Linked DNA regions of Homo sapiens: region 1 is linked to region 2. A link is a loop called in an ENCODE intact Hi-C map of the cell type or tissue named here. Cell type or tissue: PC-3. All regions are shown on one strand. Each heading gives the region's core, and the rest is flanking DNA. Links, peaks and the distances in the headings are about the cores only.

The links. Peaks named below come from ENCODE experiments on the same cell type or tissue, not always from the same donor. Only the 100,000 strongest peaks of a DNase experiment are listed, where the experiment ranks them.
Region 1: a loop joins it to region 2, with 6 times the contacts of the local background. A loop is called at or near these places in 1 of 110 quality-filtered maps.

The regions. Positions count from the first base shown.
Region 1 is chr10:36,022,170-36,026,568 of GRCh38, reverse strand. No RefSeq gene overlaps it. Among named protein-coding and RNA genes, the nearest start is that of LINC02630, 130 kb to the right of the region's middle. In PC-3, for the core only: no CTCF peak of the experiment used is centred there; a DNase peak (open chromatin) is centred at 2,418; H3K27ac peaks cover 1,642 bases.
Region 2 is chr10:36,095,214-36,099,612 of GRCh38, reverse strand. No RefSeq gene overlaps it. Among named protein-coding and RNA genes, the nearest start is that of LINC02630, 200 kb to the right of the region's middle. In PC-3, for the core only: no CTCF peak of the experiment used is centred there; DNase peaks (open chromatin) are centred at 1,762 and 2,852; H3K27ac peaks cover 2,266 bases.

The sequences.
Region 1 (4,399 bases), core at 303-4,302, 73 kb after region 2:
TTAAAAAACACAATATGTGATAAAATAAACAAGTAAACAATTATACAAATATTTTATAATTGTAATAGTTATTGGTGTAAGGTTTTATGATGGGCAATGTGAGAGCAGTTGGGAGGGGGCAGAGGTGGCTTCCATGTAATGTGACAGCTGAGAAAGAGTGATTTGCTCGCATTAGCTGTGGGAAGAGGAGGGAGAACATCCGGAAGAGTCAGCGTAGTGGTGACCAGGAGGCAAGATTATGTGGTCCAGGACCCAGAGCAGGAGGACGCTGCTGGAGAAATAAGCGAAGCAGAGGGTGACTCGATTCAGGGTGGGTGTGTTAGCAAGAGCTCAGTCTCAGAGGGCATGTGAGTCATGGAAGTAATTTTCATTTTGTCCTAAATGGAGTGAGGGGCCAATAAATCATTTTAAGAAGAGTGGCATGATTAGATTAGCATTTTAGAAAGTTTACTTTTACTCTAATATGGAGAATAATTGGAGGAGGCAAGACCAAGGAGGCAGTCCCTCCCCTCATGGGGCATATATTTCCCACAGAGAGACAAAAAGGAATAAATCATCAAAGGTTGTATTTTATCAACTCAAATCACTCTTTTTTTTTTTTCTTGAGATGGAGTCTTGCTCTGTTGCCCAGTCTGGAGTGCAGTGGCATGATCTAGGCTCACTGCAACCTCCACCTCCTGGGTTCAAGTGATTCTCTTGCCTCAGCCTCCTGAGTAGCTGGGATTACAGGTGCGTGCCACTATGCCCAGCTACTTTTTGTATTTTTAGTAGAGACAGGGTTTTGCCATGTTGCCAGGCTTGTCTCAAACCCTTGACCTCAAGTGATCCTCCCGCCTTGGCCTCCCAAAGTGCTGGGATTACAGGCATGAGCCACCATGCCTGGCCTCTCAAACCACTCTTTTTTATTCACATTTTTTAGTTTCTGAAGTTGGGATGTGGGTTACAATCCACAGTGTCTTAGATCTGATAAAATGTGGTAAAGCAGAAAACATCAGGCCATAAGAAGTGCTGCAGTATAAGGAAAACATGACGATATGCAGAGAGCGGATGTGAGGTTGCGAAATGTATATTTGGTCTTTGTCCTAAAATCCTTGGAACCTTTAAAATGGCAAGTGTCTTTTTGTATGTTAATAAGTGGACTGGTGACTAGCAGCCCCTAGGTACCTTCAGGATTCGGGCTGGTCACCCAAAGAGCCAAGGCAAGATTAAAGGGTTGGGACTTCCAGCCTCACCCCACAACCTCCAGGGAGCAGAGAGGGGCTGAAGGTTAAGCCAATCACCAATGGCCAATAATTTAATAGTCATACTTATGTAATGAAGCTTTTGTAAGAACCCAAAGAAAGGAACAGGATTCAGAGAGCTTCCAGATAGCCAAACATAGCCGGGCACGGTGGCTCACGCCTGTAATCCCAGCACTTTGGAAGGCCGAGGCAGGTGAATCACTTGAGGTCAGGAGTTCAAAACCAGCCTAACCAACATGGTGAAACCCTGTCTCTGCTAAAAATACAAAATTAGCCAGGTGTGGTGGTGCATTCCTGTAATCCCAGCTACTTGGGAGGCTGAGGCAGGAGAATTGCTTGAATCCAGGAGGTGGAGGTTGCAGTTAGCCAAGATCATGCCATTGCACTCCAGCCTGGGCAACAAGAGCAAAACTCTGTCAAAAACAAAACAAACAAACAAAAAAAACCAGCCAAACATGTGGGGGCTTCTGGAGGGTGGTGCACCCTGAAAGTGCATGGGAGCTCCATACCCTTTCCCGCATACCTGGCCCTATGGGTCCCTTCATCTGTGTCCTTTGTAATGTCCTTTATAAGAAACTGATAAATATAAGCATTTCCTTGAGTTCTCTGAGCTGCTCTTGCAAATTTATCAAATTGATAGAGGAGGTTTTGGGAACCCTGATTTGTAGCTGATTGGTCAGAAGTGCAGGTAAACAACTTAGGGTTTCCAATCAACATCAATGGTGGTGCTTCATTTTTTAGGACTGAGTCCTTGACCTGTGTGATCTGACTCTGTCTCCAGTTGGACGGTGTCAGAATTGAATTGAATGAGGAGACTCTCAGCTGGCATTCTCTGAAGAATCGATGGCTTGCTTGGTGGTTGAAGAAAACCCCACACACATCTGGTCACAGAAGGATTCTGTGCTTAATATTGTAGGATGAGAACAGAGAAATAAAAGTTTGTTTTTTCTACAGTGAACACAAGACCACTTTGGCCTGAGTGGTCAGGGCAGCCCTTTCAGAGTGGTGGCATTTAAACTGAGATCTAAATGACCAAAAGGAGCCTTCCATGAGAGGACATGGCCAAGCAGAGGCAACAAGGAGTCCCAGGACTCAGGAGTGAGTTTGGTGTGTTTATCAGTTACCCATTGCTAAGTGACAAAACAACCTCAAAACCTGGTGACTCAGCCCAACAATCATGTATTTGTCACAACTCTGTGGCTCAGCAGTTTGGGTTGGGCTTAGCCCATGATGGTTGGGCTCACATTATGTCTGGAGGCTGGCAGAGATGGAGGAAAGTGACTCCTATGTCTCTCATGAAGCAGCAGAGTAGTTGAGCCTTCTTCCAGCCAGAGAAAAAGAAATCCCAAATCTACAGTGTTTTTTAAGCTTTTTCATATATCATATTTGCTCTTGTCACAAAGGTCAAAGCAAGTCACATGGCCAAGACTGTAGTTAATGTGGGAGGGCCACACAAGGACATGGATCAGAGAGGGGTAATTCACTGGTGTCCTTACGGTAACAATACCTGACAATGAGCTGAAGGAAGAGAAGGAAGAAGGATAGAGTGAAGGGAGGTAGCAAGTTTGAAGAGGTAGGTAAGTAGGGTTCAGATCATGGTCTTTCTTTATAGACCAGAGAATGTCTGGTTGTTTTCTAAGTGGACGGGGAGACACCATAAAGTTTTAAGCAGGAAAATAATTAGATCTGGTTTACATAGTTCAGAGTGCCTCCTTATCATTGATCATTACCAATGTGTCTTGTAATTGGACAAGAATGTGAGCAGGAAGGCCAGTTAAGAGATTGCTCTGTCAGTGGTCCCAGGAGAAGACAGTTGTGGCATGCCTATGGCATGTGGCAGAGAGATGAGAAGCAGCAGCTGAACAGAAGAACCTTAGAGGTATCACTGAGGCCTGGGTTAGATCTGGGTACGAAGGGCATTGAGAGCCTTTGTCTCTGTCCAGTAACAGATCCTGGTTTCAGCAGCTCAGATGGGGCCCACGGCCCAGGCAGGGCTCTGTAAATTTGCTAAAGAAATAAATACGTTAACAAATTAATTACCATCTTGATTTTTGGTTTCTGTTGTAACTACCTGGACAGAAACTGGCTGCTAACTGATTCACGTGTTTCATCCTACTCTGGGGTGAGTTTTACTGCAATTTTTACTGTAATAATTATCTATTGCTATATAGCAAACTATCTCAAAGTGTAGTGGTTTAAGACAATACGCACTATCTCGATTAGGAATCAGGAACAAGTTGGCTGGATGGCTTAGGCACAAGGTCTCTCGTGAGGCTGCAGACAAGATGTTAGCCAGGACTGCAATCATCTGAAGGCTCAGTTGGGGTTGGAAAATCTGCTTCTAAGGTGGCTTCCTCACACAGCCAGCAATGTGGTGCTGGATGCTGGTGGAAGGCCTCAGCTCCTCCACACTGGGCTCTCCCATGTGGGCCCCTTCCCAGGCTGCTTGAGCATTCTCACAACATGAAGGGTGGCAGCAAAATGTGTATCCTCTTCATGACACAGACTTGGAAGTCTCACATTATGACTTCACCACATTCTAGGTATTAGAAGCAAGTTACTGTCCAGCCCACATCCAGAGGGAGAAGAAGTAGATATTTTACCTTCTGAAGGGAGGTGTGTCAGAGTATTTGTAGGCAATACTAAAGCCACCAGAATTATTAATGACATTCACCATCTTTTGAGTACCCAACAGGAGTCAAGAATTGCACTAGCTATTTTATGGACACTATCTCATCTGACCCTCACACCAGCATCTTACAGATGAGGAGACAAAATCTCAGAGGATCTGCAGATGTGTCTGAGATTTTAAGGCTAGAAAGTGATAGAACCAGGACTCTAAATTCTATCAGTCTGACTCTGAAACCTTCCCTATTTTTGCCTTGCTGCATCTGGGCCTTTTCCCAAACAGCACACAGAACCTTAAGCAAAAGCTTGGCAGTTCGGAAACCTAATTTCATATAAGGCGTCATCTGTCTGTTTTAAACTATGTGCTACTTGGAAGCACTGACCACTTTGTTGCACACATAAAATTATACTAATGTGAACCTCATTATTTAGAATTGGTGATAATGATTAAGCTTATCACAAAGTTTAAATGTATTAAACAAACTGATGGTATAAATAAGATTTCATTTAAAATATGATAGCTTTTGGCT
Region 2 (4,399 bases), core at 85-4,084:
CTTTAAATATTTCACTCAACTCTCTGCTTCCTTACATTGTTTCTGAGGAGAGGTTGGATGTAATTTTTATCTTTGCTCCTCCCTAGGTAAGATTTTTCTTCTCCTGACTTCTTTCAAGTTTTTCCTTTATCTTTGAATTTCTCCAGTATGGGTATGATATGTCTAGGTGTGATGTTTTGGCATTTGTTATGATTAGTGTTCTGGGAGCTTCCTATATCTGTAGTTTTGGTTTGACATTGATTAGAGGAAAATCTCAGCCATTATTACTTCAAATATTGCTTCTGTTCCTTTCTCTCTTTCTTTTCCTTCTGGTATTCCCATTATGTGTATGTTACATCTTTTGTAATCATCTCACAGTTCTCTTTTGTCTTTTAAAGACTTTTTTCATCCTTTTGCCTTTAAGATTTGTAAGTTTGTGTTTTCATATCTTCAAGCTCAGAATTATTTCTTCAGTCATGTCCCATCTGCTAATAATTCCATCAAAAATATTCTTCACTTCTGTTATAGTATTTTTTATCTCTAATATTTTCTTTTAGTTGTTTCCTAGAATTCCTATGTCTCTGCTTACATTTTGTGGCCTTGTATGATGTACTTTTTTCTTTTTTTAAGACGGAGTCTCGCTCTGTCTCCCAGGCTGGAGTGCAGTGGCGTGATCTCCCCTCACTGCAAGCTCCGCCTCCCGGGTTCATGCCATTCTCCTGCCTCAGCCTCCCGATTAGCTGGGACTACAGGCACCTGCCACCATGCCCGGCTAATTTTTTGTATTTTTTACTAGAGACAGGGTTTCACCGTGTTAGCCAGGATGGTCTCAATCTCCTGACCTTGTGATCCGCCCACCTCAGCCTCCCAAAGTGCTGGGATTAAAGGCGTGAGCCACCGCGCCTGGCCGATGTACTTTTTTCTTTAAAGCCTTTAATATATTCATTTTAGCTTATTTTAATTCCTGGTTTGATAATCCTAACATTTTTGCCATATCTAACGCTGGTTGTGATGCTTGTTGAGTGTTCAAACTGATCTACTTATTTTAGTATGCCTTATAATTTTGTGTTGAAAGGCAGACTTGACATACTGGGTAAGAAGAATTGTGCTAAATGGGCCTTTAGCGACAGGGTGGGAAGGTGTGGGTAAGGGAGGGTTCTATAGTCCTGTGATTAGGTCTCGTCTTTGGTGAGCCTGAGCCTCTGGACTGTAAACTTCATCAGTGCTGCTCAGGTTTCTTTCTTCTCTCTTAAGTGGGACAGGGTGGCTGGAGGGGGTTAGAGTCATGTCTGCCTTTATCTAGGTCGGTCAGGCTCTGATATAACTTCAGCATGTTAGGCTGTGGTAAAATAATTTCTCCTGAGGGCAGGCCTTGTTAAGAACAGAATGTTCCGAGGTATTTCAAGCTGCTTCCTTTTCCCCTATCCCTGCCAAAATATATAAATAATTCTCTAAAATTAATAAGTGAAATGCAAACAAGACCTACAAATAGGCAATTTGGAAAAAAAAATGGCCAATGAACCCATGAAAAGAAATCCTCACTAATAACTGGGAAAACGCAAAATAAAACAATAATGAGAACTATTTTACACAATAAGATTGGCAAAAAAATAACAAGCTTGACTATACCAACTGTAGGTAAGGACAAGAAACACTGGAGTGTTTATAAAGTGCTGAGTGGTTTAAAATGATCTTAGCTATTTAGGAGAGCTATTTGGCATTATCTATTAAAACTGAAGGAGCAAGTTCCATGACTCATTGATTTTATTTCCAGGTATAAACACTATTAAAAAAACCTCTCATCTTTGTGTGCAGAGAGACACGTAATAAAATTCTTACAGCAATATGTTTATAGCTTAACGTTGAGTACAGTCAGCCCTCCAAATCCAGTGGGTTCCACATTAATGGATTCAACCACCTGCAGATTGAAAATATTTGGAGGAAAAAGTAAAAAATAAAAATACAAAACTAAAAACAATACGAATTAAAGAACAAAGTTGTATAAAAGCTATTAACATAGCATTTACATTGTATTAAGTATTATAAGTAATCTAGAGATGTTTCAAATATAATCATGTGCCACATAGCAACATTTCAGCCAACAGTGAACTGCATGTATGATGGTAGTCCCATGAGATTATAATGGAGCTACAAAATCCCTATCACTTACTAACATCATAATGTTGTAGCACAATGATTACTTCCTTGTTTGTGGTGATGCTGGTGTAAACAAACCTACTGTGTTTCCACTCTTATAAATGCATAATATATACAATTATGTACAGTATATAATACTTGATAATAAACCACCATCTTACTACTGATTTTTGTGTTTACTGTGTTTTTTCTCATTATTTGAGAGAGTTCTCCTTCTACTTATAAAAAAAAGTTAACTATAAAACAGCCTCAGGCAGGTCCTTCAGGAGGTATCCCAGAAAAAGGCATTTTTATCATAGGAGCTGACAGCTTCATGCGTGTTATTTCCCCTAAAGAGCTTCCAGTGGAACAAGATGTGGAGGCGAAAGACAGTGATATTCATGGTCCTGACCCTGCGTAGACCTAGGTTAATGTGTGTATTTGTGTTTTAATTTTTAACAAAAAGTTTAAAAAGTAGTAAAATAAAATGAAAAAAATTTAAAATAGAAAAACCTTATAGAATGAGGATATAAAAAAATTTTGTACAGCTGTACAATGTGTTTGTGTTTTAAGCTGTTTAAAGTTAAAGATTTATAAAGTTAAGAAGTTACAGTAAGCTGTTAATTATTTTAGAAAGAAAAATTAGAAATTCAGTACAGTGTCCATCAAGTCTATAGTAGTGTACAGTAATGTCCTAGGCCTTCACACTCACTTACCACTCACTCACTGACTCACCCAGAGCCACTTCCAGTCCTGCGAGCTCCGTTCATGGTTAAGTTCCCTATACAGATGTATCATTTTTTATTTTCATACAATATTTTCACTGTCCTTTTTGGGTGTTTAGATACACAAATGTTTACCATTATGTTCCAATTACCCTCAATATTCAGTACAGTCAGATACTATTCAGGTTTATAATAAATAAATACATTGTGAATATAATTACACAATGGAATATTTATAACAATAAAATGAGTTAGTACTACATGCATTAGAAATCTCAAAAATCCATTGATGGGGAAAAGCAAGGTTTACAAGAAAATATGCAGCATGGTGCAATTGTATAAAGTTTAAAACATATAATGCATTGGTTAGAAATGTAATAATATAGAGTAAATCTGTAAATACTTCATGGGAATAATAACTGAAAATTTTCTAGAATTTACCGTTAATGGGCAGCAAGAAAAACAACAGCAAGATCAAAAAACAGTTTATCAATGGTTCAAGTGGTATTTGTAAAATTTCTCACATGGGGTATTATGTACATTCATATGTGTTATATTCAATACCTGAGAAAATCTGAATGCCTTAAATTTTTGAAAAAAGAAATAAAATATAATCAACTTGTTTTTAAAAAGACATTAATGCTAAGAGGAAAATTATAAAGATATAAAATATAATCATTGCATACAAGCATGGATATATGCCTCAGCCTTCCACAATATCTGTATTGTCATAAAAACTGAATATTTAATCAAAACATTCATCACTTTCTTATTGGGAGGATGGAGAATGAACATAATTTTGTAGTATAGAGTTTGTGTAAAAGAACTAAATCCTTTTCCTTCACAATGGCAAGTTAAATGAGAATGTCCAAACCTAACATTTATTTAGGAATATTGATGTACAAAAAGAACCAGATAAATGATGGAATCCAGTTGCCTCTAGAGAGGAAGACTTGGGAATGTCCATTCTCATACCGCTATAAAGAACTACCTGAGACTGGGCAACTTATAAAGAAAAGAGGCTTAATTGGCTCACAATTCCACAGGCCAGGAAGGCCTCAGGAAACTTACAATCATGGTGGAAGGTGAAGGGGAAGCAGGCACATCTTACATGGCTGGAGCAGGAAGAAGAGTGTGAAGCGGGGAGGCTACACACTTTTTTGTTGTATTTATTAAGTTCTGGGGTACATGTGTGGGTGCGCAGTTTTGTTATATAGGTAAATGTGTGCCATGGTGGTTTGCTGCACCTATCAACCTATCACCTAAGTATTAAGCTCAGCATGCATTAACTGTTTTTCCTGATGCTCTCCCTCCCCTCACCCCTGCTCCTCAATAGACCCCAGTGTGTGTCATTCACCTCCCTGTGTCCATGTGTTCTCATTGTTCAGGTCCCACTTATGAGTGAGAACATGCAGTGTTTAGTTTTCTGTTCCTGCATTAGTTTGCTGAGGTTAATGGCTTCCAGCTCCATCCATGTCTCTGCAAAGGACACAGTCTTATTCCTTTTTATGGCTGCATAGTATTCCATGGTGTATCTGTACCACATTTTCTTTATCCAG